2 separate regions of the Mus musculus genome follow, and region 1 is linked to region 2. Evidence: chromatin loops called from intact Hi-C (ENCODE). Cell type or tissue: gastrocnemius. All regions are shown on one strand. Links, peaks and the distances in the headings refer to the core of each region. The heading gives the core; the rest is flanking DNA. Region 1 overlaps Lpp (LIM domain containing preferred translocation partner in lipoma). Region 2 overlaps Lpp (LIM domain containing preferred translocation partner in lipoma).

Evidence for each region. Hi-C counts contacts between places; a loop is a spot of excess contacts. Peaks named below come from ENCODE experiments on the same cell type or tissue, not always from the same donor. Only the 100,000 strongest peaks of a DNase experiment are listed, where the experiment ranks them.
Region 1: a loop joins it to region 2, with 1.9 times the contacts of the local background. A loop is called at or near these places in 2 of 42 quality-filtered maps.

What each region holds. Positions count from the first base shown.
Region 1 is chr16:24,628,858-24,644,846 of GRCm38, forward strand. The region is part of intron 5 of Lpp (LIM domain containing preferred translocation partner in lipoma); the gene reads left to right. Among named protein-coding and RNA genes, the nearest start is that of Mir28a, 190 kb to the right of the region's middle. In gastrocnemius, for the core only: no CTCF peak of the experiment used is centred there; a DNase peak (open chromatin) is centred at 6,711.
Region 2 is chr16:24,492,919-24,508,907 of GRCm38, forward strand. The region is part of intron 3 of Lpp (LIM domain containing preferred translocation partner in lipoma); the gene reads left to right. Among named protein-coding and RNA genes, the nearest start is that of Gm24440, 94 kb to the left of the region's middle. In gastrocnemius, for the core only: CTCF peaks have their summits at 8,889 and 9,735 (motif pointing right); a DNase peak (open chromatin) is centred at 11,620; H3K4me3 peaks cover 337 bases; H3K27ac peaks cover 4,477 bases.

The sequences.
Region 1 (15,989 bases), core at 2,967-10,966, 130 kb after region 2:
CAACACAGTTCTGATCCTGAGGCTGAGATCAGAACTAGTGTTTGAGCTGTCATTGTGGAATCCTCCAGAAGCAGGATGAAAAGAGTTGCTATGGCAGGCAGCAGAGACTGGACTTCATTAGGGCTGTGACTTTCTCATCAGCTATTTGGTTCTTGAAGACAGGAGTCTGGCACACAGTTGGTATACATTGTTAATTTCAGGCTCAAAGGAACAAGTGGATGTTTGACTATTTCAAGAGAGTCTACTTAATTCTTCAGAAATTTTGTTCATCTGTAATCAGCCTAGAGTTTTCATGGAATTTCTGCTAATACAAAATCTTGTGTGATATTAAAACAGAGCTCTGGAACTGTGAAGATGTTAACACATTTCAAAATGTGTTGGTTTGATTTATTGTTTTCTTGTTCTGATAAAGATAGGGGACTACTCTTCTCTGTTTAGTGATTAAGTCACCCGCCACCTTTTTCTATTTTGGTCTTTGTGGTAATACATGTTTCCTGGAAAATTCCCCCCCCCCCCCCGTTCTATTAATACAGTAAAAGGGGGTTACGGCCGTGACTCACCCCAGGAAATCAGCCTTCGTTTGCTTCCTCAATCTCACAAACAGTGCAGTCCCCATGCACAAAATCAACAACTTCTGCAAATGGGTTACTTTATAGTTCTTAAGAAAGTTCTAGAAAATACAGTATTTGTGGTCGACTGTGTGCTTCCTGTGATGGTGGGGATTGTACAAAAGTTCAGGTTTTGCTTCTCAGTGTTCGTGAAATCCTTGCCACGCTAGATCAGTGATATGGTCTCTGGTAGGAGTTCTCTGACCTGCTGATGTTGAGCAAACATTCCAGGAACACATCCTTGCACAGTTACAGCTCAGGGCAGGGGCTTCAGCAGTTACTGTCTGGGGGTCAGAATTTCAGTGCACATGAGGTGTGTGCCAGCTTAGAGTCCCACTGTCACCCCTCTGCTCACTCGGCAATGACTGGATGGGGCCATCCACACATTAATTCTCTCCATGTGTCTTGGCGTCTCTGAGGTTTTGCTCAGTTCTCCTCATGAACTTGGGACCTGCTCTAAGGAAGCTTCCATTCCCATGACTGTGACTGCTATTACACAGTTACCTGTCATGTCCAAGGACTTCAGACTGTGAGCTCATCCTAAGGATGTCTAGCCTCAGCTGATGTGGATCAAGGCTGCGTAGAGTAAGCTTAGTCATTTTAATTCCATACGTTGTTCAACCCCAATTTTGTCTAGAAATTCATTCTTTTAAAAACAGAAATGGAGTTTAACCATGTGTTTTCTGTAGGATTTGTATTTTCCACTTTGCCTTATAATTTATATTCTTCCTTAGCTGATTTTTTAGGTATCTGACTGTGAATTTTTTCTGAATTATAAATGTCTTCCTTTTGACATTACTCTTCACTGCCTTTCTATTTTCCTGGTACAGTATGGGATAAATAGTAGCTGTTCACTGTTTGAGAAATGCTAACTATGTGGTTATTTGACCAGTGAGTGAACTTCTCTGGATCTCTGGTGTAGGAAAGGGTAGAGGAACAGTTCCTGCTTATTTTGAAGGCTAGGTATTATATTTAAAAACTCTTTTAATAGTGCCTGGTACTTAGTAAGCACTTACTAAATGTTATCATAAATAAATGATCTTTCTGCTACTTATAAAGTAGCCACATAGCATTTCCTTCTAGGATTTTCTTCCAGTCTTTTATGATGGATAAAGAAGAGCCATACAGTCTAGGAGTTCCTGTCAGCTTTCTTTATATAGGAAACCAGATGTAAATATGCTGTTTCAGTTACATACATCTCATATTTTTATATGATTGCTGACAAAACATTAAGTAAGAATTATGCTATCATATTCCCTAGATATCAATTCATGCTCTCATTAAAGTCAGACATTTATCTGGTACTGCTGACTGCTGTTCTTACCCGCAGTAATGTTAAGTACTGTCACCATTTAATGGTCTTGCCTGACCTTTGGGCATTAGTGCCAATCCTTTCTTCATTCTGTCCATGAAAACAACAACTTAGACATCCCATTCCTTCCTCCCTGTGTCTTCTTCTAGCTTAGAAACCTTTGTTTAATAGAGGGCTTGAAAACTTGCTGCAACAGAAAAAGATTGTAATAAGAAATTCTTTCTTCCATCCTTCCAAGTCGAAGCATGTGTTTATATGCCTTTTCATATGTCACACATTTAGGTGCATATACTTTTATATGTGTAATTTTCAGAATTTTCCTGTTATACGTTGAACAGTTGCCTTTGTGATTGCTGCTGCAAAGAACTCAGAGGGTTTTATTTTTTTTTCCTTTCATGATTTCAACCTTGAGAGTCAGCAGTCAGTGTGCTCTGGCACAGGGCATGTTGTTTTGCATTTATCAGATGATACTTTGCATGCCCAGAGGGGATCAGATTTGGAAGATGCATGCTTAAGTTTTTAAATATAAGTAACTCTACAGTGGGTTTGTGTTTGTCAGCCCAGTAAATCTTTATAGAACTTTGCATTGCAGTTGTCTCTGTGTGTTGATAACTGTTCCCTGGAGAGTACAGCATCAGAATTGAATCCTATAACTCCAATCCCTAAGTCTACTGCTGCACATTTCCCACAGTACCTAACGGTATGTGGGGAACTGCTCACTGTCCTGTCCCGTGTCATATGCCATGTGGGCAGCCAGTGCACACAGATATTCTCTATATTCAGCTTTAACCGCCACAAGTCACTTTTTCATGTAATAAGTGTACCACAATGCCCAGCGGGTTGTAGATGCTTAGTAGTTGCTGGAAGATTATTAAGTTACCCAGATATAAAAGTGGCAAATGGCTTAGTTACCTGGGTGTGGAAACGTCTGGTGTGGTTCTAGTGGGAGCTTTCTAAGTGTCTTAGTTTAAGCTGATGACATAGTAAAGAGGATCATACCTGCTCTGGTCACTGATACAGAGAGCCTACATTGCCCTTCAAGACAAGGCATCTGTCACCTAAAAGCCCGATACTTTCCCATGGCAGTCTAAAAGGTGACAGATTCTAGGCGATGTCTTTTGGGAAGAACAGACAGACACCGAGGATGCTGCTCTTCTGAACAGCTTTTGTGGTTAGGAGTGAGACTAGGAAGTGACTGGATCAGTGTGGAAGCCTCACTGGGTCCCAGGATGGAGAGACTTAGGAGTGCTGTTGTCCAGCCTGAGAGAGTGGATGTATTGTCACATGTGATGCTGATTTCCCCTTTCTATCAGTAACTGTGTCTGCAGCACCTTCTTCCCACTGTCTATACCACCACCCCTCATTACTCCTTTTGCTTGCTAAAATTTGAATACTTGGTAATGATTTGTAAAAATTACATTCCATGTGATAATGTATCATATCAGCAACCTGGGCAAAGAGATATCCTCTAAAATCCGTAGCATGAATCTGAGTGAGATGAGACCTCACCTTTCCCTGAAAGAAGTTTGTTTGACATTTGTTTGTTCATTGTGTTGTGTGCGCCTCAGTTCATTCTTTTATTTTATTTTATCTAAGGAAGTTATACCTATTGATATGTCAGTGAACTATGTGTATGCCTTTCCTTTGAGGCCAGAAGTGGTTGTTGGATATTTTGGGACTAGAGTTACAACTAGAGCTGTAAGCTGCCATTTGTTTTCTGGGGATAGAACATGGGGTTTTAGAAAGAATGGCCTGCGTTCTTAACCACTGAGCCATCTGGAAAGATCCTGTGTGTCTATGTTGTAAAGGAATTTCTGAACTTAATCCCCGCACAGTTTCAGTGCAAGCCCTTTGTTGTAGTAACTGTTCCAGAAGGATGCCTGGCGTTGTGTCCTGAGGATGCTCACCAGCTTAGATCAGGGAGTAGAGCAGCCTGGGAAAGCTGATGGCGTTCTTCCTGACTCTAGAGTATTCTTGATTAAGAATTTGATGGAGGAGCCAATTCTTGTGGTATACTCCTACAATCTCAGGACCTGGGAGGTCAAGCCAGGAAAGAGCTACAAATTTGATGAGTCTGTGTTTATTTTTTTTAAAGATGTTTCTAGATGATTAAAGGTGTCATAGGTCTACAGTTTGTTTTTTTGTTTCAAGGATAGAGACAGACAGAAAAAAACCATTGAGAGAATATTTGTGAACTTTCCTTCCAGATTCAGTTTTCCATCATTTTGACTTATTAGTATATACATAGAGAAACACATCAAATTTTCCAGAATGGAGAGGGACTCTATAAACTCTGACTTCATTTAGTTGCGTATTTAGCCCCATCTTTAGCAAAAGTGACCATTCCTGTCAGTGACTGCATGCTGTACATCCAAAGTGAACGTGTTATACATTACAGTTCCAACTGAATCGGTGTAATGGAGTACAAGTGAATGCAGCCCTGGCCTACCTCTGAGGCCTGTCTCTCTCTTTGGCAGACTCTGTGTCCTTTCTTGTAAAAACCTATCCAACTTAAGATTCTCCATTTAACAGAAAATCTTAACCTTTATTTGTTTCTTTTCTAACAGTATATTAGGGAAAGGGTAGTTGTGAATTTGAAATGCTGAACACATTTGAAAGCCTGTGATCATATCAGTCTGGATGAGAGAAATTGGTGGGGTGCGTTGGATATCTTACATCCGGTCCTCCTTATTTTTGGTTTTGACTTCCAAAGCTTCAGAGCTATGCTTTCTGACCTTCCTAGTTAGCAGTGCTGAATCTCAGCATTGTGTCAATCCTCCTCAGCTACTAGGATGTAAAGCAGTGTTGTGTCATAGCTCTAACATGCACAGGATAGGAAGGAGCTGCAATCCAGTCACAATTTTTCTCACTCAACTTCACTTTACCCCGATTCATTAACAAAGCACTTTGCCTCTTTCCTCCTTTTCCGGGGCACAGAAGGAAATGGATCACACCAGAACGTCTAATCAGTTTGTTCAGCAGGGGTGGCATGCTCCTCATTTCACCAGCGTGTGTACAATACTTTAAGCAGAGATGCATCATTTTCAAACCTACCTTGAGTCTCCCTCATACCTGCTTATAGTCTTTGGCTTTTCTCCCCTCACTGAAATATTCCAATCTGGAAATTTTATCGTTGGACTCTAGATCTTTCTCCCTTTATTTTGTAGAGTCAAACTACATAATTTCAATACTGTGATCTACAAGCATGGTCTAGTTTTGTTCTGCATAACCTTCTTATGGTTGTGTTATATCCTTCACACTATAAATGATTTATTGTGTGTATACCTTTGTTCCTATTCATATATATGTTGAAAGGACACAGAGAGCAAACAGCTTTGCGACCTTAGCCACTCATTGAACATCTAAATGGGAAAATAAAGTTATTTCTTGTACTTTGAATATAATTTAAATAGGGGGAAATGTCTATTATAATCTGTTTAGCATGTACTCAGGATTTTAAGAAAAAAATAAAAGATGCAGGCCTTAGTTCAATAAAGGAAAGAATCATGCATCCATCCATTCAAATAATGTTTAGGAGTCTGCCACGTGCCAAGCACTATCTTTGGTTTGTAAATAAGTAAGGCTCAAGGTCCTTGACCTCCTTGGTCTTCTACCCTTTAAAGAAACAAAGGCACACAGATACAGATAAAGCACTCCCCGTCTCTTCCTCTCTCTCTTTACCTGCTCCCTGGTTTCAGAGTCGTATATATCAGTTAGTTGAAAGAGATGAAGCACCCTGGCCATTTGTGCTAGAGAACATATGTAATGACTTGCTACCAGTTATCTCCCTGCAAGCCTTCTGTCACAATCAAGTGTTTTTCTCCTTCCTGTTCCATTGGGCAGCGATGGGGACATTTTCATCCCTTGCCACTCAGGGCTTTTTCTTTCTAGTAGAAACAACTGTGCACACAAAAGCACATCCTGTGTGCATGCGTTGTGCTTACTACTGCTATGAAAGAAAGCATCATGCATACCTCACTCAGTCTGGGCCCATGCTGCAATGAGTGGAAATGGCGCCGAGTACTCAGGTGGGCACTGTCCATCATTTGAGCTGAATGTGCAGGACCAGCTTCATTTGGATGCTTAGTCCCACGTGGCCCCTGCGAACCAGTGAAAGTAGCAAGTGGCTTTTAGTTTCCCCCAACCATGTCTCTTTCTGCTGCCGCCCAGGTTGTGCCGGTGAGACTGCAAGGGCAAGATGGGATTTGAACTGTTGCTCATGTTCAGTTTAGTTTTCTTTTGAAAAGCAATATTATAGTCTGTGGCTATGGGTGACCTCATCTCCCTTTAGCTTCTGTGTGGTTGGTTTTTATAATGCTATACTATATAAAAGCTCTTTTGACTTTTCATTTTGTTACTGTTTCCATTTTAAATTTTCATTTAATTAAAAACAATTTAGTCCCTCTCTGCCTTTCTCAGCTCATTTCCTGAGTTTCCTTTCTTTGTTTTGTACTGGCAGATTGAAACACTTTCTCTCCCCTATGTTTCCCCAGACTGCTGCTGTTGCTGCTTCTCCTTCTGCAGGCCTGGTCTCAGCATCTACCTTGTTTCTAACCTCTTAGGCTGATAATAGCTTTGTCTTCAACAGCAATGAGAAGACTGAGAAGGCAGGGAGTGATTTTGTTTGTCTGTTTGTTTGCTTTTGCTTTTTTTTCTAGGTTCTTTCCAAGCCCCATGCTTGCTTTCCAGCTTTCTAGAAATGCCCCACTTTCCCTGCACAACACCTGCTGTTGGCCATTTGTCATCCTTGTCTTCCAGAGAGCAGGTGCTGAGGACTCCAGGGCTGGAAGGAAGAGCTTCCATCTCTCCCTTGGTGGCTGTAGCCAACCAATAGGCTCTCTGTACCTAATGTGAATCTGCCTTCACCAGAGAGCACTGCAAACGCCCCAGTTGCACCGAGTCATTCAACACTGATACGTGATGCATGGAAACTTAGAATCTCAGCGGATCCACCACGGCACTTGCTTAGCTAAGCTTGGATGGAACAAGCAGCCCTCACATATCTGATCATTTTGCTGAACAGAGGATGTGCACATCATCAGGTCTTTTAAACATTTCCCATGTCAGTCGTGAAGTCAGAGTCGAGAAACATGTGATTTTATGAAACAACATAAGATGTGAAGCAAAAATGACCTCTCTGGGCACCCATGTCCAGAGGTTGGAAACATGAAGGGCAATGCTGCCACTCCTGTATGCACAGTGTTGAATTGGCTCCACCTTCTTCCTCTGACGTAGAGAGGGGTCTTGACATTGAATGACACAGGAGTGTAGATTGGGGCTGAGGAAATCCTCAGAAGACCTAACATTATGAAAAGGCTGGGTTTATAAGCTGTTAAGAGTACCACAGTGAGTGTCAAGAGATTACTTTGGGGGCCCAGGACTTATGGTAGTGCCGGCTGCAAGTTGACTCTATTTATGTGGTTTGGAAACATGGACCCACTCTCTTCTTTTGAGCATTATTTCTCGTTCTTTTTACCTTGGAGGCAGACCTGAAAGGGAGTCAGTCAGGTGTTGTAGGCGGGGCTGATGGGGCTGAAGGCAGCTCTGCAGTGCTGAGAGGCTCACCTTGTTTCCTTGTGTGTGTGAGCCCTCTGCTCAGTCCCCTGGCAGAGTTTATATACACCCCCTTAGCACTGTGGTCTCTGTTAGGTTTTAACCATCTTCTGTTGCCTCATCCTCACTCTTTATTTTGGTTTCTTTTCTTCTCCAAGGTGTTTGTGAATGCCTTTCTGTATGCAGGGCTCTTTAGAAATACATAGAGCTGTTTAAAGTAACATAATAATTGTTTATTTGCCATATCCTGCATTTTCAGTTCTCTTTTATATCTTTTATATGTGTACAACCAATTCTAAGAACCTTCTGTTTGATAGATAGGCCCAATGAGGTACGAGACTGTAAGCTATTTGAGGGGCTGTGTTGGGATTCAGAGGCAAGCAGCCATTTTCTTTGGCTGCTTTGACCTTTTGTGCTCACGCACCTTATTTACACGCTGCCAGCCTGGACCTGCCCATGCCTCACTTTGTACACCCAGCTTATTTAGCAGAGACTGTATTTGCTTTCAATAGAATAATACATGTATTATTTAATGATAACAGATAGAACATAACATTTTGTGAGGATTTATAATATACTCTTTGAGCTAGATCTAGGATATGAATATTATCTGGATAATGTGAAAACATTAATATAAGCTTGCAAACTGATCAAATATGTACAAGATATGTTTAGACACAGATAATACTTAATGAACACAGACTGGTAAGAAGCCCAGCAGGGCCCCTAGTTCACTCACTGTCCACACAACAGGAGCCACTGCTCTCCTCTCCCTAATGAGTTTAAACAGGCATATTAATCGGCTTCTGTCTGCATGACTCCAGCCTTGTAATGATCTATGCACATTGCAGACTCTCTAGAGGTTTACTGCTCCCAACAATTCAGAGTATGACATCGTATATGCTCTCTGTATCTCATGATTTTATTTCCATAGATAAAACTCAATGTGATTTAAGCATGTCTTTCTAACTTTTTGGTCTTATATACATGACTGGCTTGAGCATCTTTGTACAATATCCTTCGGGACTCGTAGGCTTAGGGTGTGGTCGGAAGCTGTATAGTTAGTCATTTTGTGCCTATCTAGTCAGTTTTAGCATTTCTGTCAAGATGTTTTACATGTAGGTTATTTCAGGGATAATGTATCCTGCTGAAGTGTGCTTGTCTTGTTTTGCCCTGGCATCCCAACACATGGTACCATGCAGTATTGTAGTTCTTGCTGATACGGTGGGGAGAATGGTAGTTCCTAGTTCTGGCTTCTGTTTCTATATGAGAAACGATGACTCAATGTCTCACAATGATGTGGAGGAAATGTCTCATGAGGAGGGCAAAGCATCTATTTCTAGTCAAATAGCTGTCTAAAATCATGATTGCAGAGGATTCTGTGACATTTCAGCAGATCTTGGGGCTAGAAACCAATTACTTTGACAGTGATGCCTTGGCCAGGACAGGTCACTTTGGTGACAGTCTTGAAGGATCCTTCTTTAATCATCTAATTACTTTTGTCTTAGTATTTACTGTGTGACAATGGGGACATGGTTGTAAGCAAAATGAATATGGCTTTGGTTTTATGAACCCTTTACTGTAGTCGGGAACATTGGTGATCAAATACTCATGGAAGCATGTGATTGTAGAACACAAGCATTGCCACACAGAGACAAGAGAGGAACTATAGTGTCTGGTACTGGTGCTCGCTTCTGTGCATGCCTGTTTGATGAATATGTGTGCTAAGAGTGTTGTAGGTTGTAGGTTGGGATAATAGTAATGGATTGGTCAGGGTTCTCTCAAGGAAAAGAACAAATTGATTAAATAGATAAATATATTCATGTACACATAAATTACATAATAACACATATATGTAGAAAGACAATTGTGCATATATATTAATTAAAGGGGTCAATTATAAGGATATAACCTTTGTATTCTACCTTGTAGGTCTCACATTGGATAGGCCTAGAATCCTAGAGATGCTCAGGCCATGAGGCTAAATGTCTCAGCACTGCCAGTCAGAGTTAACAGTCCAGAAGATTCCTGGAGAGCCATTGGTCTTCAGCCTGTGTTTGAATCCTGAGGAACTTGGTTCTAATATTGGTGATTGATGCCACACCATGATAGCTTCAAAGCGATGGAATCATGTTAGATATTGTGCTAGAAAGCTGAGCAGATGTTCCCTGTTTGTGTTGAGCTCTAACCAGTGAACTAGGTCAACACTGTCCATGGAGTTTGGCAAATATTTGATGTCCATTCCCTATGGCATGGAGATCTTATCTTGTTCTGTGACCTCCCCTTTCTAAGTATGCCATTTTCTCATATCTAAGGTATATTACTTCAAGAATCGGGTTTTTATCCCCAGGGAAAGTTAGAAAATACAAAATAAACAAATAAAAATCATCTTACTGTCTTTCAGTAAGTGGGTATCAGTATAACTACTAACCTATCTTGTTTTTTAAACTAATAGCAAGTCATTAGTCTACTAGACATTGCCTAGATAATGCTCATCTACCAAGAGGGGCAGATCTACATTTCGCTCTGATTGGTTAACCAGGATATGCAGCCATGCTAGAGGTCCTTGTTCAGTATTAGTTCTTCCACATCCCAACTCCTCATCGTGTTCTTTAATCCTAGAAAGTAATTTCTGGCACTTTCCCTCGACTGTTCAGAACCCTGGATTACTGCTGTACATCAATGATAGTACACTGGCAATAGTTGTGTGAGTGTATTGGTCTGAACCTATGAGCTGTCTATGGAACACCAGAGTCTGTATTTTTAGTTCATTTCCTTAGGCAAATACAAACATTGCACAGTTACCTCGGGCATACACAAGCTAGACTGTCAGCATGAGCACAAGGAACCTATTAGTTTAACATGTACCAGGTCCCTCCTTAAGCTTTGGATGAGAAAATCGAAAGGGGACATTTATAAGCTAAGCGCCACATGTGTGTCGGATTGAGTATAGATTACAAACCATTCAACCTATATCAAATACTGAACTTCGGCTAAGGCTGGCTTGAACTCTGAGAGATAAAGTCCATACAGTTTATCTCGCCTGTGCCATTTTAACTCAGAATTGTGTTGTATCTTAAGTTCTGGATGCTGGGGCTTCTTTCATGACTTCCAAAAGCACATACTTTTCTGGTTTTTGGTTGTTTTTTTTTTTTTAACAATTTGCCATGGACAATTTTAAAAACTGTTGTAACAATTATTTTAATGTTTCTTTCCACATATGTCATCATCTTCAGCAAGGATTGGCTCATGTACTTCTTTGTACTGCTGTTCCTCCTGTCGCATGTAGTCCCTCTCTCTTCTTTCCACAGCCTTCCTTCCCTTTGATGGTCACTTCATCTCCTCTGTACCTCAGTCCTTCCCTCCGGAATTGTCTCAGAGATAATCTCAAATATCACAGAATACAATCAGTGCTGTAAAACTGAAACTTTTGTAGGTGTGTCAAAAGCACTTCTCTCAGCCATAAATAATGTTAGGTGACCATTTTTGCAGGGTGTTTATTGATCTTGTGGCTTTTGCCTTGGGGCATGGTGTGGGAAAGTTTAAGAGTAAAAATTTTAATTCTGAGTGACTTCTCTGGTTGGGTGAAGTGACAGACTGGTCTGTGTCTATTGTAGCTATTATATATATTTAAAATATTTAGTCAAATGAACCATATTAGCATTAGTGAGTCTATTGTATTGTCAGTAGAGTTCTGCTCTTAATTATAAACTATTTTAAGATATAGATAGAAGCACAGGTATATATAGCCAATACTTCATTAAGGTTAGTGGTTTCTCTGATTTCCTCAGTCTAGGTTATAAGATTCTGTGTGGTAAGCACAGAAGGTGTTTGCTTTTAACCAAATTACCTAGAAAATAGAGAGGGAGGCAGAAGTTTATATTCTTAGAATGAGGAAACCCAAGTGAGGTGTTTCTAATATAGAGGCAGAGAGCAGACAGACAGTACATAGCATAGCATAGCATAGCATAGCATAGCATAGCATAGCATAGCATAGCATTGATTGCTGTGGTCTCATTACATCTTCATAAAAGCTTCCTGAGCAAGGGTGTTCTCAGTGATCCACTTGGGGAAGCAAGAAGAGTTAATGTGGGTCCCCACTTTCCCTGCTCACACGGCGCTGAGTTTCCCAGGCTTTTGTAGAAGTATGCTTTTAGTTCCTCCTGTGTCATTGTGACCACTTTTTGTAACAACTTGACTCATAGCATCCCAGGGAGGCTTGCCATTCTTTAGGGCTGGGAAGGCATAGTGGGGCAGCTCAGCCTGTGGCTGTGCATCATGGGATACAGGCCTTTCCATGTTGCTGACCACGAGGCGCACAGAGGTAGAACATAACCATGTCTTCCATCAGTCAGGTCTCAGTTCCTCACAGCTCTATAGCTTCAAAATCCCGATAAAGTGAAGCAAAGGGTTCAAGAATGATTCTGTGGAGACATTTCCCACTCAGATGATGGCACCATGATAAGGGAAAACCTTAAAATATTTGTCCAAAGGGCTTATCTGCCTAACAGACCACCGGAAATGAGATGACATTTCCCATTAAGCCTGATTCTAGATCCTTACACCCAGTTGTTCCTAATAGATCCATAACCCTGGCTTACTTGGGTCCTCTGATCAGATGCATGGGTGTTCTGTTGCATGGATCTCCTTGTAAGCTAAAGAGATCCCTGGTTATGTGTCCCTGTTCTGTATTAGGTGCCAGTTTCTCACGGTTCTCTCTCATACTCACGTCTCCTTTGCTTGTGTCAAGGAGCTGCTGCTGAAGAGATGGGTGGCAGTTTCATTGCAGCAGCTTGATGAAGTGACTTTCTGCACACAGAGTGAATTAGTTGGCATGTCACAATTCTGGCTTTATTTTCCCTTGTCCCATGATAGGATTTTTTTTTTTTTAAAACAAACAATTGCCTAATCAGGTAACTCACATCTTATCCAAACAGCATTAACTTTGTGTGTGTGTGTGTGTGTCTGTGTGTGTGTGTGAGTGTGTGTGATTCTGTTAGCGTTTTTGAATTTTATGTATTATGCGCATATATACTAGTGTTACCTTTACATTTGGGGTGTCTTTTAATTTTGCTGTAATTTGCAAGTATAATCAAGTTCATTTCAATTTGCTTTGAAGTTATTAATCTGTTGATGGAGGTTGAAGGTCTAAGTGGATTTGAAATGACTTCCCGTGTGCCATGTGCTGACTCAGTAGCTCACACTGCCTCTCTTCCTGTGTGTTCACTGTACGTCTGTTCCCCTCACACCTGCTATGCCTGCATAACTCTTAACCTTTCCGGTTGCATTTGCCCTGCCTTCCCTGCAGTTTCTTTACTAGTGAAGAGCCTCACTTTCTGCTATGCCTCACTGTGCTGGGTCCCTGCCTCCTCGGGGGTATTAGTGTGTTCTGTGGCCCTACCTGTGTTCAGAATAGAGACACTGCTCCTCTGCCCCTGCTGTTTGGTAATGCGGACTGTGGAACCTTAACATATGGCCTCATCAGTAATAAACTCCCCTGAGAAGCCATGTCAGCCACTTGCTCCCCAGAATGTCCTCATGAAACATCCTTGGCAGGGTAGCACTAACACTCGGGGCTTTCTGTAGCACTGCCCTTTTTTTTCTAAATAACAACAACACACAAAAACAAAACAAAACAAAACAAAACATAAAACAGTGTTTCCCTGTGTAATAATTCCCTTTCCTAGTTCCTGGCCCTCACTTGTGAGTACCTTTAACCCAGTATCTGAGTTGAGGTGTTGGGAATATGTAAAACCTGATTATTTTCCCTATTGGCATCTCCTTATTCAAATGATGAGAAATCTGTGAATCTGCTCATGCCTTGGGGGTTTCTTCTATATACTCTCTGATACTGAAATTTTGACAAAAAACGGGTTGAGTTTCATACTTTCCAAACATGAATTTTGTCCTTGGAAAATGGAATGAGTCATCTTCTTTATGTAGTAGAGATAATTCCCTGACATGTGATATGCTAGCTGCTAGTCATGATTTTGAGTTTTAGTTTATATCTAATTTATATGAATTAACATGAAGTAGAATTTACAATTAGTTCCATCGACTCTCTGTGTTTTAGGCGATGACTCCCATGCTCATCGCATGCTGGGCTGTTTAGAACATCCCATTTAAAACAAATTTGTATTGTCCAGTGGCGATAGAATGGACTCCATAGAGGACAGTTAGGGAACTGGAGGAACCAGTCTTCAGGTGTGTCTTACTGCTTTCTCTAAGCTTAGTTCAAACAATATTGGCCTGTATTGGTAATCAATAAGATACTGAGATACTTTGTTTTCAAGATACTTTCGTTTTTTGTTTTTTGTTTTTTTTTTTAACGTAGGCACCAAAAACCAAAACAAAACAGAAAACTCTGTAGGATAAATCCTCGCTGGCACAGAAGATCAACACTTAGACTTGTTTTATAACCGAGAGGATTAAGAGTACAACACCGCCCAATCCCTAGAATATCAGAGAAACAAAGGCCACAGGTGTTTGAGAGCTTTGTCAGGAGTGCTGTTTCTAGAAATGTGTCCTTCTCATGTTTATGCCCCTGCTGGCTTGGGATGAGAAGTTGTTGGGAATCCTAGAATGTTAAGACCCCTGTCCTCAGAAGATTTCTATATCATAGCCTCGTTCCAATCCAGTCTGAGGCATACGAACAAAAGCTTTCCTATTAAAATGAAGAGATCAACAAAGTAAGTAGATGGTAAATGAATGACATCATTTGTTTGTTTGTTTGTTTGTTTGTTATATAGAGTCAGAAGCTGTGGTTGATACACTCTGGTATTTATTTTTGGGAGAACGATTTTGCCTGATGGTTTGACAGAAATGCCAGGACAGCGTTTCTCCCCTTTGGGTGGCCAGACAGAAGTGAAACCTAGTTGACTTTCACTTCCAATTTACCTTGCTTTGATTTCCAATTTATTGGCACCCAGGATCTGGTGTTTGGGTGGTGACCAAGATCAGCGGGTGAGGGTTACTATGAGAAATTCCACAGGGAATAAGTTGGTGTTGGGTGCAAAAAGCTCATATGTCCTATTTGAGGCTGTGTGAAATGAACTGGATCCTCCCAATGAGGTGGCCCCAGAGATTTAATCCTCTGGGGTGACTGCATTCACAAGTCTTTTCAAGAGCCTAAGCACCATAAAATACAACCACAAAGCCTTCCTTCCAAGGAATGTGTGTATCGGCTCATGTCAAGGGCTCTTAGCAGGAAACAATGAGCCTAAAGCCATAATCTAATAAACAAACAGATAATCCAGTTCAGGTTTGTCTAGGTAATATAATGTCTCTATCAAACTAGTTCTTGCACCTTTAGCTCTATTCAGAAGGAAAGAGTTCTTCGTGGGAATATGTGTGTTTTCTTAGCAGGGGGATGTGTGTTTCCCGTGACCGCATAGCTTGTTTTTCTCTTCTTGCTCAGTCTTGTTGCTCACGGTGGGAATTTTCCATCTTGGTAATTTGGTATTTTCCTTGGTTTTTATTGTAAAGGATGGAAATGTGTACACCTCAATTTCAGGTTTCTTGTTGCACCACCTCCATCTCAGTTGCCTTTGGCCTGGGCAGCCAGTACTCGCTCGTCTTCATGCCTTTCTACCCACCAAACCTTTAGGCAACCAGCAAGCTCGAAGGTGAAGCTGTTTCTATACAGGAAGTTCACGGATTCCTGGGGGGAATTTCCAAAGGTCTGGAGTCCTTTATACTCCCCTGTGACAACTGAGTGGCACGTGGAAAATACTGTACGCTGGGAGTCTACTTTGAAAACAACTACTGAATTGCTTAATTTCCAATATGGCCATGGGGTTTTGGTATGAGGGAGGTCAGTCATTAGCAGCACGAGTTACTGAGTTCTCTTTGCCTGATCTTGCCTAGAGAATTATGTGTTATGGTAAATGCTCAATGAGTGCCTTCTTGCAGTTAGGCTAACTGCCCTGCCATAACATCGGGCTATTTTCTGGCTACTCAGGTTGGAAACAGTCTGTCTCTTTGCTGTTAATTCGCCCTCACATTTTGAGTCACGGAGTCATAAACCATTGGTGTTGAAAGCGTCTTTAAAAGCTATTAAGCAAGTGCCTGGCACTTACAAAGCTTTAATCTGTATCACAGTATTTCTCCTCCTCACCCCGCCTTGAACATGTGCAGTTATAGGTAGTTTTCACTTTCTCAAGCCAGTGACTTTCTAGTTTTCTTTCACGGTCAAGCATCAGGCACTTAGCAAACGCAGATACACTGAAGTGATATGTTATTGCCAATGTTTCTGTGAAACTCTTTGTAGGTTTTCCAAACAAGCTTAATATTCCCAGCTGTATCATCAGGGTAGTTCAGGCTCATATTCTGTATTACCTAGTGTCAGCTGTAACATGTCCAAAGAAGTAAATATGGTTATAGGGTGGCTTGCTTTTTGTTTTTGTTGTTGCATGTATCTGCTAGATATATTCTACCTCTCATTCCATTTGTTATCTTCTCCTTAAAGTCACAAAGTAGCTCTCTGGTCCCTGATTCTGGTGTGGACCATCCTATCC
Region 2 (15,989 bases), core at 4,968-12,967:
TGATCACACTTCATATTCTCACCCTGCAAAGACATTTCTGGAGAACTTTTCTAGCTAAGGTCTCATGTGAATCTTATGGTGACTCTGAGGCTATGGATACTGAACTGAACAAGATTATGCATGCTTGCCCAAGTTCACTTGTGGCAGAGAATCATGGGAATTTGAACCTAAGCTTGCTGGTTCTGATTCATGCCTTCGCACTGCAGCAATCGCTGTCATTCAGCAGGAATTGTAAAGCTATTGACAGGCTCAGGGTACTAAGTGCTTAGTTGTATGTCAAGCACTGTTAGATACTTCATTAAAAGCCTGTTTAATCTTTTAAACTACTCTATAAAATGGGAATGATTATGTCTGTTTTACAGAATAACTAATTATATGGCAGATATTACCTTGTTCACTGTTCAACTTCACAGAGCTGAAGGTTCTCAGATTCTAATTAGAATCATCTCTGGGGGATTTTCCCGTATAGAATGTGACCCTTGCCTGTTCTCAGTCCTTACTAGAAAGATAAAGAATAGAATACCAAAACCAGGAAAGGTGTCTTGTGGGTGACCACATTCTGTATGAGTCTTACATGGAGTTCAGAGCTCAGAGTTTAAAGAGCGCTTTTTCCTTTCTCTTCATTCCATCGGGTTCTTTTTAAAAACGCAAGATTTTATACATTTACATTAATATTAGTAAGCTTCCACCCTATTGAGTTGTGTACTAGTGGGCAAGGGATTTCTACTTCTAAGACCTCTTTTCCCTTTTTCACTAGAATAATTAGTCTTCCTAGTCAAACCTTTCTAAGTTTGATATGATTTTGGGATGTGTAGGTAACTAAAATGTTTTAAATGGAATAAAAATTTCAGCGATATTTCAAATACCTTTTTTACTTCTGAAATGCAGTTTCCAAAAATTGAAAGTCGATACCAGTGGAAGAAGTGCCTGTGCCATGCAGGAAGACAAAGGCTCAGCACAGGCTCTGGTTGTCTACGCAGTTGTGCCTTGCTTTCTTTGGAATGAACTTTTTCCCCCCTAGCACTTAAGTTTACAACAGCTCTCACTTCCAAACACACAAGCGTGGCTGTGCTCTTGGACACACATCCATAGACAGATACATACAATTGTGAAGGTTTTATTGCTCCCGTTGGCAGCTTGAACCTGGGAGAGTGGGACCTAAAAGGGAAGCTGATTAAAGTCTCATGTAATAGCCAACTTTATTTAGAGCACTGGACAGTTTATACGCTGAGGGTTAAGAAGAGTCGCCAGAGTTAAATGCACAATGAAAAGGACACGACAAGAAATGTTTTCCCATAGAGGCACGTGACTAAAACAGCTGCAGTAAACTCATTCCCATGCCTTCACGTGGGGGGAACACAAAATCGCATTCTTTGTTTTAAAGAAACTTACTTCACAAGACTTTTGTCTTGTTTTTGTTTGTTTGTTTGTTTGTTTTTTGGGTTTTGTTGTTGTTGTTGTTTTTGTTTGTTTGTTTGTTTGAGTTTTCTCACAAGGCCTCAGGAATCTCTCCTCACACAGCTTCATCCATGGCCCGTGTTTCCACGGTGGAGAACAGAAGCCTCTGAGATTTGCTAACCTTGCCGCCCTCTCTTCCAATCTGGTTCTCGTCCCTTTAAGTGAGCATAAGAAAACAAATCAAAACCAAACCAAAGCACCGTTTCTCCCCTTTCTAAGTTCAGGGTGTGAATCACTTCTCCCTGCCCTCTGCATTTCTGTGAATGTTTCCTAGATGGACTCAGTGGGCTTCCAGTAAAGACAAACAGCTCAGAGAGCAGATTGCACTCACACTCACAGCCTGAGTCCTGTGACCCAGACATTGGAACTCAGTGCCTAATATGGTAATAAGAGGAGCAGGAGAGGGAGCCGACGAGGATGCCAGACATGCAATGCATTGCTAAGAAATGTACGTGCACTACTGAAGAAACAGGGCGCTTGCTCCTTGATTTCCACGTTATGTAGGACATGAACTGTGAAGTTCTGAGAAAGAAGCCAGTGTTCCAGGCATCTGCCACAGGGAAAAGTTTATTTTCCCTTTGCTCTTCAGACATGAGTCGGCTTAATTCAGTTAGTGTTCAAATCAATGCTAGCATGGGATGGGAACTAAGAAATCATTCTTACAGCCAGCAGACATAGGTTTTCTGCCCAGTTCGACTGCCATTCAACTGTGAAACGCACTTTCTTCCTGGCGTGCCTTTTTCAGCCGTGAAGTGGCTGGATGCTGTGATCTCCAAGACATCTAACGTATCTGTTTGCTTTCCTTCTAATTTTGTCTGAGATAATTTCATTTCCTGTGGAATTCCCCAAACAAAGCATTTTCTAATTCTTCCAGATACTTTCTGTGACTTGAACTAAAAAGACAGAATAAATACTGGCTTTGCATTTCCATTGTGACTTCCTTAAGTATGTTTGGCAGACTGTTCCCTGTGCTTGGCAGAGCTTTTCTCGATCCTAGGCACATTATGCCTTTCTTCCACCTTGGTCCACCTCCTTTCCCCATTCTCTTATCTCTGGACAATCAGTGTGTGTAGGGAGGCATCTAGTACATGGCGCAGGTTTACACCACAGTTTTACACTAATTCAATGCAGCCTTTCCATGGCCTTGCCCAGTCATTGCTGCTCTTATCCATTCAGCCTGCTTTATGGGAGAAGTGGGGCCAGCAGGAGGGAGGTCCCACTGCTTCCCTGCACTCTACAAGATGGAACTGGGCATGAGAGAGTTTTCCAGGCAGGGACTGGATGAGTCACTGGGCTGTCACAGATGTTAAATAAGACTGAGAGAAGAATGGAGTGTGGTCATCTGCGTGTGAGGCAATGAAAGGCTTTGAATGCTTTCTGTCTTTATGGGTTCTGCAATCTGTTATCCCTAAGTGCTGTAGTCTTGTTACGGGCATCTGTGACTTACCCTTTTGGTAGATGGTTGTAGTCAACGCTGACCTCTCCCCATTCGCAAGGTGTATTTCTAACATAAGATAAAGGAACTTTCTCTGACAGAAGATAAAGGAAATTCTTGACAGATTTCCAGCCTTGTGGTTATTATATCGCAATGGCAGCTTGTCTATCCCAAGTAACTGTAGAAAGTTACTGCTCTGAGAAAGCCATAGGGCATTAGGAGTCCCCCTTTCCCTTGTTAAGGACCCTGCAGGAACTACATTTCCCTGTTACAGTTTAGGCTGGCTATAGAGCAGCCCCCTGGTCCTGGGAGAAAGGGGAGGGCAGAGATGAAGCTGTATAACAGAGGGGTTGCTTTGGAGAGATCGGGAGACAAGAGGTCTGTGTTCTGGGGAAGCCATGTCAGAGCTCACTCTTGAGTCATGCTTCATTCTCCAGATCCTCATTTCTCTGTCTGGCAAATACGATTGGTCCTTGAAAGTCTCTTCTAGCCCCAAAGCCTACAGATCAGTTTCTTTGTGTTTCATGTTGTTCCTTCTTGTTCAGCAGTACCAAGTGGATCGATTTGCATCAAATTGCCATTGTGTTCTTTAACACCAAACAGAGCCCAGACAAAGCCACACTTTTGCCTTAGGTGTTCACTGTAATATCGAGATCAGATTCTTCCGTGTAGCGTCTGACTCCCCTTTATCACCTAGTTCCAACCCATGGTGCTCGTCGAGGGCAACCGTTTGCTTGTCTGGGTGGCACCATCTTAAAGATGACCTGAGTGTGAGCACTTTGTGCTGTACAGTATAAAAGAATGAAGGCACTGAACACTGTGCATGTTGACTTCTTCTCAGGGCCAGAACCGAAGGGTAAAGAGCAAGCACGATTTCTGGGATTCTCTAGCAGTCTCTACAAATAGCTCAGAGGTAGACGTAGGGACACCGAGACCAGTGCATCTTCTGCTTCAGTAAAAGCATAAATTTTAATGGTTACAAATGCGTGGTGCTATTATGAGGAAACCACAGGAAAGACCAGTCATATAAACAGTAATAATTTATTGACCATGACTAATCCTTTGGGGAGTATGATAGATGACGTAGGCTTATAAGCGCTTTACAGTGGACTAACCCCTTCCACATTCAGTAATTCACCAGCTCTCTATACCTTGTCCATAAGGGTGGCAGGCTTGTGAGTGTTACCTTCATTTTACTAATGACCACAGTGAGGCTCAAAGAGAGCTGTTGGGCATTTGGTGAGAAGGTGGCAGGATGGAGAGTGTTTGTGGTTTTAGGCTGGTACCTTTATTTTTGTTTAAGGTTTAGCTTTCCTGATAAAGCAGCATGAGGGCCCACACTCTGGTGTGCCCATACACAGCTCTATGCAGACCAGAGGATGGTAGGGGATGCTATTTCATTAGTCTTGAATGCTGTGATGTTTGGTGACTGGTTCTGTGATTAGCAGGGCTATGTGTCAGTCTGTTTCTCTTCTCAGCTGAATTATGCCTGCCCCGCTGATGGACAATAGTGGTAAGGAGTTCTGGTTGCTGACTGCTCATTCGTGCGTGCCTGCCTTCACTTATTTAGGGCAATGACGAACTAATCATTCTCTTAATTTTTGTTTAGTGCCAAGCTTTGGGCTCTGTGCAGATATTCTGAAGTAAACCACAAATCAAGACCTGGAAAGGACCTGATAGTTTATGTAGTGTAAATCTGTGGCTCTGGTTGGCCTGGAACTTATCCTGTAGACCAGGCTGGCCTTGAATTTGCAGTCATCCTCTAGGCCCTGGCTCCCAAGGCTATCGGTGCTATCTGTTTCCCCAGTTAGAGACAGATAGCACCAGTGCCCCTTGTCTCTGCCTCTGTGTGGTTGTGTGAAGACAAAGGCTCTTTACAAAGTCTAAAGTGGGTTCACACTTGTCAGCCTCCCGCTTGAGCCTCCTGAGTGAGCAGCATCATGTTGTGTGCATGTGCCAGTCTGCCCAGGTGCCCTCTTGTCCTTTAGGCTCTTTTCCAGTGTTCATGTCTGGTGATGGATAAAACTTGACTGTTCTCTGGGATATCTGTAGTGAAGGGAAGCTGTATCCTTCAGCGTTTAGAGCTCTGCATTCAGTTCTTCCTAATTTCCATCAGCACTAACTCACAAACACACAGAGAGTATTAAGAAAAACAAGCCTTTCTCTTAAACTCACATTTTCCTCTTAAAGTATTTCTTAGATTCATTCATTCTATCTTTGTGTCTGTTTGTCTGTCTGTCTGTCTCTGTCTCTCTAGTTGTCAACTCTCATTTTTCTGAAAAAGTTTCTCTTCTGTGTTTTGAGATTTCTTCTTAGTCTGGAAATTGAGGATGGGAGAAGAAACCCTGTTGTGTATTCTCCCTTTCAATACCATGTTTGGTAGTGGAATTATATCCATACAGCGACTCAGGCTTTGAGCTATGTAGGAACACGTCCTACATTCCTTCACATGATATTTGAACCTAATTACACTTTCTTAGAACCACAGAGGGAACCACAACAGCCCTCTCAAATAGCTCTAAAGGGTAAAATCTGAGGTCCAGAGTTGCCGTAACTCCAGACATTGAGCCCAATGCCAGGTGTTCAAAAGGAGTCAGTGTTGGATAGCACTGTGCTCTTGATTTGACTGCTCTCTTAGCTCTGGTCCCAGGAGGGTGGGAGTGGACCTCTGCAGGGTGATGAGTCAGTGAATCTTGGGGTTTGCCATCGTCCACCAGGGCCTGGGCTTTGTTTAGATTCAAGAATGCTGAGTAACTGATAAAAACTAATTCCGAAGCACTCTGCAGATAGAAAGTGCTTCATATGTAATAAATAATAATGGTTTCCCAAGATTAGGCCCAGCCCTAGATAAATATGCCAGCCTTGCAGGCTTCAGACCTTAAGGTAGAAGAGTGGTTGGTTGGGGCCAACTCCTGTTACCATTATGTAGTTACTACTTTAACCCCAGAGTGATGGCACATGCCCCAGTGTGAGCAGTATTTATCTTTGGGACTCTCTAGGAATGAACCCCTAGTTATGGTTGGAGTCTAATGGAGGATGCAGTGACTGGCAAACTTTGAAGTCAGGAAGGGAATCCAGCCCTTTCCATGTCTTGTCTCCATTCCCTTCTCCAATAAAACGTCTGTCTTTGTTGTTTCAGTTCTTAGCATGGAGTGGTTGAGACAGGATTCTACTGAGTTGATGTGAATAGCTTTGAACTTATTCTATAGTCCAGACAGACCTTGAACGTGATACCAGTTTTTCCTTCTTCCTGAGTAGTTGGGATTGTAGGCCTATGAGAACAAGCTCAACTTCACGGGAATCTTAAGAGGTAGATGTTGGCACAACTTCCCAAAGTAGCCAGTGGTCCACTCATGTCCTCTCTGGCTTTGGACCATCAGTTTCAGAGCAACATATGTTTCCCCACACTCATTACCTGCTTCCCTAGACAGGCTCTTTCTTTTTTTCTGGGGATTTTGTCTAGGGAATTACGTGCCTTTTGTTTGTTCTGACATGGGGTCATTCAGAGTCAAGTTTGGTGACTAGTGGTGACCATGTCCAGGAGGCATGAAGCATGGTGTCAGCCATGTTCTCCTATCTTATTAGATCAAGAAAGCAGAAATGCTCATTGAGTCTTGCACTTGTTGACCCTGAAAGCCCTTTCCTGCTTAGCGGTGGGCATCTAGTCAAACTGTGCTACAGAGACTTATTCAGGACCTACTATGTTCCAGGAACTTTTATAAGCATAAGCCTTATAGCAAACTTCAGAAGCCCAAGCAAGGGTCTGATTATAAAAGTTGATATAACAGAAGTACATCTAAAACCATAACAAACAAAATAGTTTTCCTTCATTTTGGCTGTTCTTTGAACCTGTCACTTGTCCACTTGTGTTTCTCCTGGGAAATCAACGTTAGCATTGTCTCCTCTCCAGCCTGACCCAGGCAGAAGCTTCCTGCCCTCCCTCTTGGGTTCTTGAACTTCTCACACAGGGAAGATGTAGCTTCTGGGTGAAATTCAGGTTTCTCTAGCTGCCCACCTTGCTCTAGGCACAGGATGGAGTGTGTATTGGGAGTCAGAGGACCTGGAGAGGAGGCTGAGTGACCATGGGACCCTAGGGCCATCTAGTATGTTACTACATTGCAAGATCCTTTAACAAAATGGTGGCATTCCCAAAGCCTGGTTGCCTAAATGCCACAGCATATTATTAAATGAAAGGGGCTCCATTTGATAGAAATTGTTTAATAATAATTAATGATTTGTAATAGAGGTAAGATCCTAGTAGTAAGATGTAAAATAACTTTTTTGTTGTTTTCTTTGGTTGATTTTTTTAACTTTGTTTTTTTAGACATAGCTTCCCTGTGTGGCTCTTGCTATCTTGGAACTTGCTCTGTAGACCAGGCTGGCTTTGAACTCCAAGATCTACTTGTTCTGCTCCCGAGTTCTGAAAGAGAACTTACTCTTTAGTTTCATGCTTATTATACCAGTTTTTAAACTTCCCTACGAGGTATGCCCATGTGTGTTAAATGCAGAAGACAGGCGGTAAAACATTTTCCTCCTCCAAAGACTAGTTCCTTGCTGCAGGATAAGACTCTGGGAGGCACATTTGACACTCAGGCCAGTATTTCAGTGGCAGAATTCAGAGAGATGAGCTCTACATTGACCAGGAAGTTAGGCGATGCTCTTTTCCAGTTTCCACTGAAGCCTGAGGTTTGAGAATGCCTGACCATCCCTGGACTACCATTACCTATCCTGAGTTAAATGTTGGGGAGTAAGGATAGTTATCATTCCCCAGTAGATATAAGGCTGAGCTTCAGGGAACTGATATTTTCCTCCTCCATCCATTGGTATAGACCTTTGACTTCATTTGTTTTCTCTTGTCTTTGTTTCTATGTGGGACACTAGCCCTGGAGATGCTGAAATCATTTGTGTTAGCATGATTCCTCTCACTGATTGCACATACACAGTGTGTACCAGGCAGTGAGGTTGCTTCTTACAGCTCAACTTCTTACGATGGTGAAAACCAGTGTGGGCAGTAGGTATGCTATTTGTATCGAGTGGTAAGTTATGGACAGATAAACAAGGTTCTGGCGGTTGTCATGATAGGGTCAGATATAGAATGAACTCTCCCTGGCAGCTTTTCATTACACTCCGTTCCCCTTGCTTTCTTCTTACTCTCTTTCCACCTGGAGAAAGTTGTCACTGAGACCTCTGTGACTGTCTGGAAGGAGTACTCTGTTTTTACATCTTCCTCCCATGGCTCCTGGAGCTGGAGACCTCCCATGTGTGCAGTATTCAGACTCTGCCTCTTTAGATCCTGGATTGGCTGTCAAGGGTAAATTTGCTGCAAAACACCTTCTAATGAGTTCATTATTTTTCATGGTCTACTTGGTTTATCACAGGCCGGGGACAGCCTGATATTTGCTTTCCTGTCTAGGATCAGGTACAATGTACGATCTCCCCTTGGTGTTTTCTTTTTATATGTTCTTTATAATACATTATGTTACAGTAGAGTTTAGAGATGCTTTTGAGCATTTGGGAGCAGCCTGAGAATAGGCGCTTCTGCTGGTGTCTGCTGATGGTGGCTGTGTAGTACAGCCTGCCTGGCCCCTGTGAAATCCCACTCTCTAGGGAACAGCCTCAGTCTCAGGCACTTATGGTATTGGTGCTTAGCATTTTTGTATTACTTTATATTTGCAAAGTGCTTTCCAGTGATTTATTAGCCGCTCTTGTTTTTAATAGCCCCCAGAGATAAGTTGATATTCAGCCTTCCGAGAATGTAAATGCGTAGAGGAGGCGTATCTCATCAGATATTATTGGATCTGGGTCCAGGACTCTGACCTCCTGGGATAAGGCCATTTGGGGTCACTGTCTTCTGTGGATTAGTAGGAGATCAAATGGACTTAACTTTGGCTCCCAGAGTCTCTGAGGCAGAGATGGAATGACTTGAGAGCTATTTGAGGAACTGGTATGGGAGCTGTCAGCAGGAGCCAGATAACAAGCCTGCCTCTACTGGTGACTGGCTCATTGAGTGTGAACATCGCTTTGCTGACCTATGTCTCACACTCACTGCTAAAACAACGGCTTCCTCCACAGTCACTTCAGGGCTAGGACTGTGTTAGGTGCGATTGAGCGACTTTGAATTCTTCCTCTGTGGCTCTTGTGTAGTCGGTCCATAGGTGATAGAGGGAGGAGGTGGGTATAGGTCTAGGCCACCAGACTCCTTCCTCGTGTTACAGAAATGCCGGCCTTGCTTTTTCCACATCCATGGTCTGACAGTGAGGAACCTTAGCTTTGTTTTAAGAAGCACACTGCCCTGGTCATGGTTAAACCCGAGAGAGGAGCCAGGCAGCCCAGAGCTAGCAATTCTGTATCTTATGACTGTTGTAGAAAGTCATTAGCAGTCTTGATTATCTCACTGGTTCGACATACGTTTTAGGGATGTGATGTAATGCGAGGGAACATTTAGTTGTCAGATTTTAGGGCTGGATCAGATTTATTCTTGCAGGAAAAGTCTAGTTGTCCTGGCAACCTGAAATTGATTTTCTTTTTGCTCTTGTCAGCTGAAACTGGTCCCCTTTGAATCATTCCTCTAATTTAATATAGAGAGCTGTATGTCCCCACCTGGTAACTGGATTGTTCTTAATGATAGATGTCTCCAGCAAATGGTTCCTCTGTCCTACCTGAGCCAGGAACTGTGGTTTATTACCACTGTCACCCTGTGCTGTCCCCTTTGTGGTTATTTGTCTGTGGAGTTAGATGTAGAAAGAACGTGGCATTCAAATAATTAAGACTTTAATCAGGCCCGTGGAACAGTGATGTAATTGGCAGCCAATCATATCCCTTCATTTTCAGTTACTTCGGGCCTGGGTGGGATTCCAGTGAGCTCCAGGAGGGGGAGTTATTTTGGGGGGATGCCTAGCAGTTTTGTAACTTAGGGATGGCCATGTTATGGCTCAGAACACAGAGAGAAAGGGGAGGTTGCCCCTATCTATTCTCTCTGTCAAAGATAGGGAGGTGGTCTACAAAATACAGAATTAACAGTTAATCAGAAATAGATACCCACAGCAGACGAGGAAGAGGGAAAAGAACCTGTCTCTTTGTTAGATGATCGCAGACCTTGTGGGCTACAACTCCCACATCTCAGGATAGAGAGGAAAGAGACCTTCTGGCAAGGATCTGCTGCCAGTCATTTTGATGAAACCTGGAAATCAGCAGAGATCCAGAAGTGAGGAGAAGAGGAGATGGACAGCAGCCATCACAGAACCAGGTGTCCGGAGTGTACAGTCTGCCCACTTCATTGTGATTCCTGGGACAGTTCTAGAACCACTATTTCCTAGATGGTTTAGGAGTCTTTGAAGAGAAGCCATTTTTACCAGGAGTCATAACAGGGTCACTTAACCTTTTTCTAGCTTCAATGTTGGAACATCCTGACACAGTGGATGGAGTGTAGGCTGTGGAGATGGATTGTTGGGGTTTAAGTCCAGGAGTCTCTGCTTTGTCACCCCATGACCTTGGCCAAGTTGTTTAGTTTCTGTGAATTGACATTCTCCTCTGTCAAAGGGCTACCGGGACTGACAAAGCTTATGTGACATGATGCACGGGAAACGCTTAATAGCGTACATACATGAAGCATTTAATCGACATTGCTAAGGTTGTTATTGTTCAGAAGATATTTGAGAAGGTGAAAACACTTACCACTCTTTTACCTAGTTATGGATAAGGTAGGGAAATGCCAGCTTGGTTGTCAAATAGGCAGTGGCTGCGTTTGTAGGGCCATGTATACTTGCCAGTAGTAATATGGTAGAGAAAGATTGTGTGTCTTGATGAGGAATGTTCCAAAATCAGATTGCAGGAATATGCAGGGAGGATGAAGGGGTGGATCATTTTTGTGAATTGCTAACCCCATAATCTCCCCCTCTGTTTTTCTCTCCTGAGAATAACCATCTTGAGTGATTGGTATGTGTCTACTTCCCCTGAACCTTTATATAGCTGATATACTTTGGTTGAGGACCTTCCGAAATCAATTATATAAAGTTTTATCCGTTGTTCTTGAATACCCTCTCCTGACTACACCTTGAACAGTCAACTAACTGTCAGTTAGGTTGGGATTTTGTCTTTCTTCCAGCACTCTGCTTGACCTGTACATAGTCTTTCTGGGTCCACAAGCACAGTGAACCTGTTTAAACCTCTGCCAGCAGGGCCTTGGGAGATGTGGCCTTTCACATTGTCTGTTCCCAACCCAGGTTGCCTCTTCCCTACCTCCCCATTTTCTCTGTTCTCTTCTATCCCTCCTTTGTTACCTACCTTTCTTCCTGGCCTTCTTATAAAGTTAAAGCTCTTGGTGGCTTAACATGAAGCTCAATGACAAGGTATTCATATGATGTGATGAATTCATGGAGAAGCGGGCTGTGGCCATCTTGTCCCCTCTTTGAGTTACCAGGTTCCTCCCTGATATGACTTCCTGGCTTTCCTTGTCTGTAACTCTGTGGGACTGGATTGTCTATGTTGAAACCACAAGCCTGTTTTGTAGCCATGTGAGTTAGCACTCGGCAGTCTTAGGAAGCCATGGTGGGGTGTGATGCATTCATGAGTTGTATAATTTCTTGTTCTGTATACAGCTGATAGGAGGGTGGTCTGTGTACACTTCTCTCCTCTGGCTCCTGGCAGAGATCCACCGATCCCAAGAACAGAGAGCTCAGAACCTCAGCCATGAGCCCTGGGCTGTATTTCCAAGGCAGCCTCAGGTATCTTATGTGTGGTATATCCTTGCCTCCTCTTGCTTTCCTCTGGACTTCTCTTTACACACTACATCTTCACATGTGTTATCTCAGGAGATGGCTCTCTCTGCCAAGAACTGCTTCATGCTCGCCTCAGTTTCTCCTTCTCCTAAGCAGGAGCTTTCCATGTGGAAGGATACTTCCATCTGCCCCCATCCTATATGTTTGAGCTTTCAGGATCCCATTCTACACAGCCTCCTGTTCTGGTGGCATCTCTCCCTTTTGGATCATGGTTCAGGGGCTGGCCTTGAAGGTACCCTGCCTTATACTGATTCAAGAGGAAGCCTGTTTTAGGAGCAGAGCTCTAAAGAGCAGCTGCCAGCCTCTGCTCAGTTCTATTTAGCCCCTCTTCTCTAGCGCAGTGGGAGGGGCATGCCTGCTGTAGATGCTGGGCCACTGCAGTTAGGTTGGGATATTGTCTGTCTTCCAGCACTGAGGTTCCTAAGGGTGTCACCTTCTCTCAGAAACATTTGCCTCTTACAACGAGGAAGTGGTTTTCACAGTGACCTCCAAATTTCTCACTTTGATTTTTTTTTTTTTTTACCCCTCCTGCTTTGATCATTTATCACCATGGATTGAACTCAGAGCCTAACTCTGCTACAGAGGTGCATCCCAGCCTCTGCTCGTTTATCTCCTTTAAGAAGACTGTGCAGTCATTCACCCTATTACCGGGAAAGCAGACAGAGTTAAGGTGCTGTGTTTGTGAAATTGGGGAAATTACAGCTTTGTTTTATGACTCTGGCCTTTGGGGAGAGTCCAGGGTCAGACTCCTCCCTTGATGTCCTCGATAAATCCACTTTCCACTAGCACTGTTAGGATCTTAACTAGATTGCTGCTTGTGAAACATCTTCTCCTGACTTGAAATTAAATGCTGTTCCAGTGACTCGTCCGTAATAATTCTTTATGTTTAAACTGCTTCTCATTCAGAATATAAGTAGAACAAAGCTACAGGAGGCAGGAACCACACAGAAAGATCAAGCCTAGGACACTGTGCCCAGCCTGTGCCCACCAGATTGTGTGTATGGCAAAATCTGTGAAATGGGGCCAGCAGTCAGGAAGGGCTCCTTTGTGAGTGTCTCGGGCTTGTTTAGAAATAGCACCTCTCAGTATGTGGGCACATTCGACACGAGAGAAATAAGTATCTAAATGGGTAGTGCCCACATGTCCTCCTCCATGACTGCACCACCTTCCTCTGTGCCACGCCAGTTACAGAAATGCTGCTCTTAGGCTGTTACATGACTAGGATCTGAATTTTGAATTGTTTTTCATTGTTTAATACAACTTTATATAATGTTTTAACTTTAACGGAATGTTAAAGTTCTCTGTAAGTACTAAGCTTAGTATACTTTATTCCTTAAACATAAGATAATAAGTATCCAAATAACAGAGTGTGAAGACTGTTAGAAGTATTATTAAAACATAATTTTGAAAATTTGGAGAGCTCTTGGAATTTTGGTTTATTGTCTTTTAATTTCAAAGGGTAAACAATGTAATTTAAGGCAACCACACTTTAAAATATTAAAATAAAACAGAATAAAACCTAGTAGTGTCCCAGCAAAGATGCATAGACTTGAAAGTGTGAGCTCTAAGGTTGCTTGTATTTGAATGGTGTGCACAGACAGCTTCAGTGGGAATGAATAACAAAGCCTATTTAAGCCTTAATTTAAGTGACTTTAATGAGGGATAGATGTGCCTTGTATGCTTAGTTGTACATATTAAAGGATGTCTGTAAGGACCCAAGATAGTGTTTAGTGCATGACCTGCCCGAAGGCCAGCCTCTGTGGATGGTGGCCTGCTTATTGGGTGGCACGCTCATAGGTGCTGGCTGCAGTACTCCTTGGTGTCCACATTGCCTTGCTTTGTCCTGGCTTTTCTTTCTAATCCAGACCTTGGTACCAGCCTGGTACTGGAGTTGTTGCATGCACAGTGAAGGGCAGCCACTTAGTGGAGGTTTCTGTTTTTGTTTTTGTTTTTTAAGATCTTGTTGATGCAGAGCTATTGAATACCTGGTGGAATCTTACCCCATAGGGTGCAGGGGAAAGTTGATGATGGTGATGGAGAGGTGGGTTCTTTTTCACTATTGGCAGAGGTGAGTGGGCTTGGTCTGGAGTTATAGCAGATGGCGGCTGGTAGGAAGGGTGGGTAGAAGAGAGACCCACGGAGAGTTTGATGTTTGAAGTCTGAGTTTGTGATAGAGCTGAGCCATTGTAGACCTGCAGCATGTTGTAGTATTGTGTAGGGCAAGGAAGGCAGGGCTACTTTCTAGTCAGCCCCACATGCGTGTTTGCATAGCTGTTCCTAAGTGTGTGTGAGTAACGGGGCCAGTGGCTTCAGGGACTTACCCAAGGCCAGAAAGCTAGGAAAAAGCTTTCATTTGACTAAAGAGTTCAGTCTGGTAATGACTATGAGTGACAGAAACGGGCAGCAGGAACAGGGAGGGAGAGGGCCTCTGCCCCATTTCCTGCACCCCAGGCAGCTAGTGAGTAGGAGTTCTAAGTTTCAGTATTTGATAGCATCACCTCCTCTGCTTTCCCAGAAACTATTCCTCGAAGTATGAATTGAGTTGTTCCTCTGTGGGGAGCTGTCTCAGTTCAGAGCTGACTTTCTGCTCTGGTTGTTTACTGCAACAGGGCAACAACTGGTAATTTAGAGGGAGGATAATCAAATGGAAAAAATAAAACCGAGCACACTAAATGAAGCAAAACCCCAGTGCTGTGCAGCCGGGGGCCTGGGTGTGGGTCTCAGGACCTGTGGGAATTGGACAAGTACATTTATTTCCTGTAACTTGGAGGAGAATGGTTTCCATGTGAAAGATTGTTCTGACAGTGTTTTGCACACTTAGTGTGGATCATAGGGTAACGAAATGGAGGAGATCATGGACTTGAATTCTCTTCTCCTATGTGAATTGTAGAAATAAAGAACTGACCAGCACGTGGAAGTTGTGGATATATATCTATAAAATGTGGCAGGGACCTCATAGTCCCCCTTTGTTCAAGATCTGTGTGTATCTGAGCTCCAGCATGTATGCATACATGCCTGGACATACATGGAAGTTGTTTTAGATTGTGGTGGTTGAAGCTACTCACCCAGTGAGCATCTACCCCAGGGGCTCTCCTCTGCCCTTTGCAAAGGCCGGCTGCCAGTATTCTCTGATTATTATTATTATTATTATTACTTAATAAGCTCAGCTGTGCCTGCATGAGGGAGTCAGCTGGAGAGACCCGTGAGCTTTATTGAGCTCTTTTTATTGGTGGAACTTCTCCCATGCTTGCTGCTTGTGGCCACAAGGACTCACTGGTCAGAAGAGGAAGGGGAGAGAGTATCTGGGGCAGAGGACATAGCTTCTTGCTATGAACCTGCTTTTCCTGGGCGTAGATCTTTCACAGAGGAAGACAGAGGTTTCAGGGCTGTTTAGCTCCTGTGTCCTTGAGACTGTTGTGAGAAATCTCTGATTGGTGCTGCTTCAGATGTGAGGCTCTCTTCCCCGCCCCATGTGTGGCTGTGACTTGTGTCTTGGCTATTCAGGTTTGAATGAGTCAACACACTGTGACCCTGTGGTGTGCTTCGCAGCACACTAAAATCAGTCAGAAGGCAAGGCTGCCTGTCCTGACCCTAGTGCCCACTCACTGCGCATGGGTGAGAGCCTCTGGTCACTTCTAGAGTGCGCCTTCTCTATGATGGGGTTGATGTGGAAATCAAGAAGAAACATTTTTGTTTAAAAGTAATATTGGACCCTTTAGATCTCAGGCCATTTGAAATAGGTACCTAGGGGCCATTAAGATGACTCAGCAGTTAAAGATGGAGGATCAAGCCTAGTGACTTGAGTGTGAGCCTTAGAATCCACATGGTAGATGGAGAAAACAAACTCTCAGAAGTTGACTTCTAAGACTTATGCACTGACATACATGTCTTGCTTTTTCACACACAAAATTGGAAGCAAAAAAAAAAAAAAAACAACAAAAAAAAAACAAACTTATATCCTTGGTTCCTCCTTGAATAAATAAATGTGCTGATCCTAAAAAAGAAAATCAGTCTAAACTTGAGGGCAATTGGAAAGTGTGCCTCTTTGTACTTGGTGCTTGCGGTACCTGAATTTAGGCTGGTACCATAATGGGGATATTTGGTTGAAAGAGAACCATGTAAGTTAGAGCTGAAGATATTCAGCTTTCCGCTCTCTTTAATCTACCATGGTTCCTATATTTTCCTTGCCATTGATCCATGACCTTGAGAGCTCCATTTTAAAAACAATCTCTCTCTCTCTCCCCACACGCATGCGCACATACACACACACACACACAAATACACATGTATGCTAGAGCACATATGTGGATGTTGGAGGA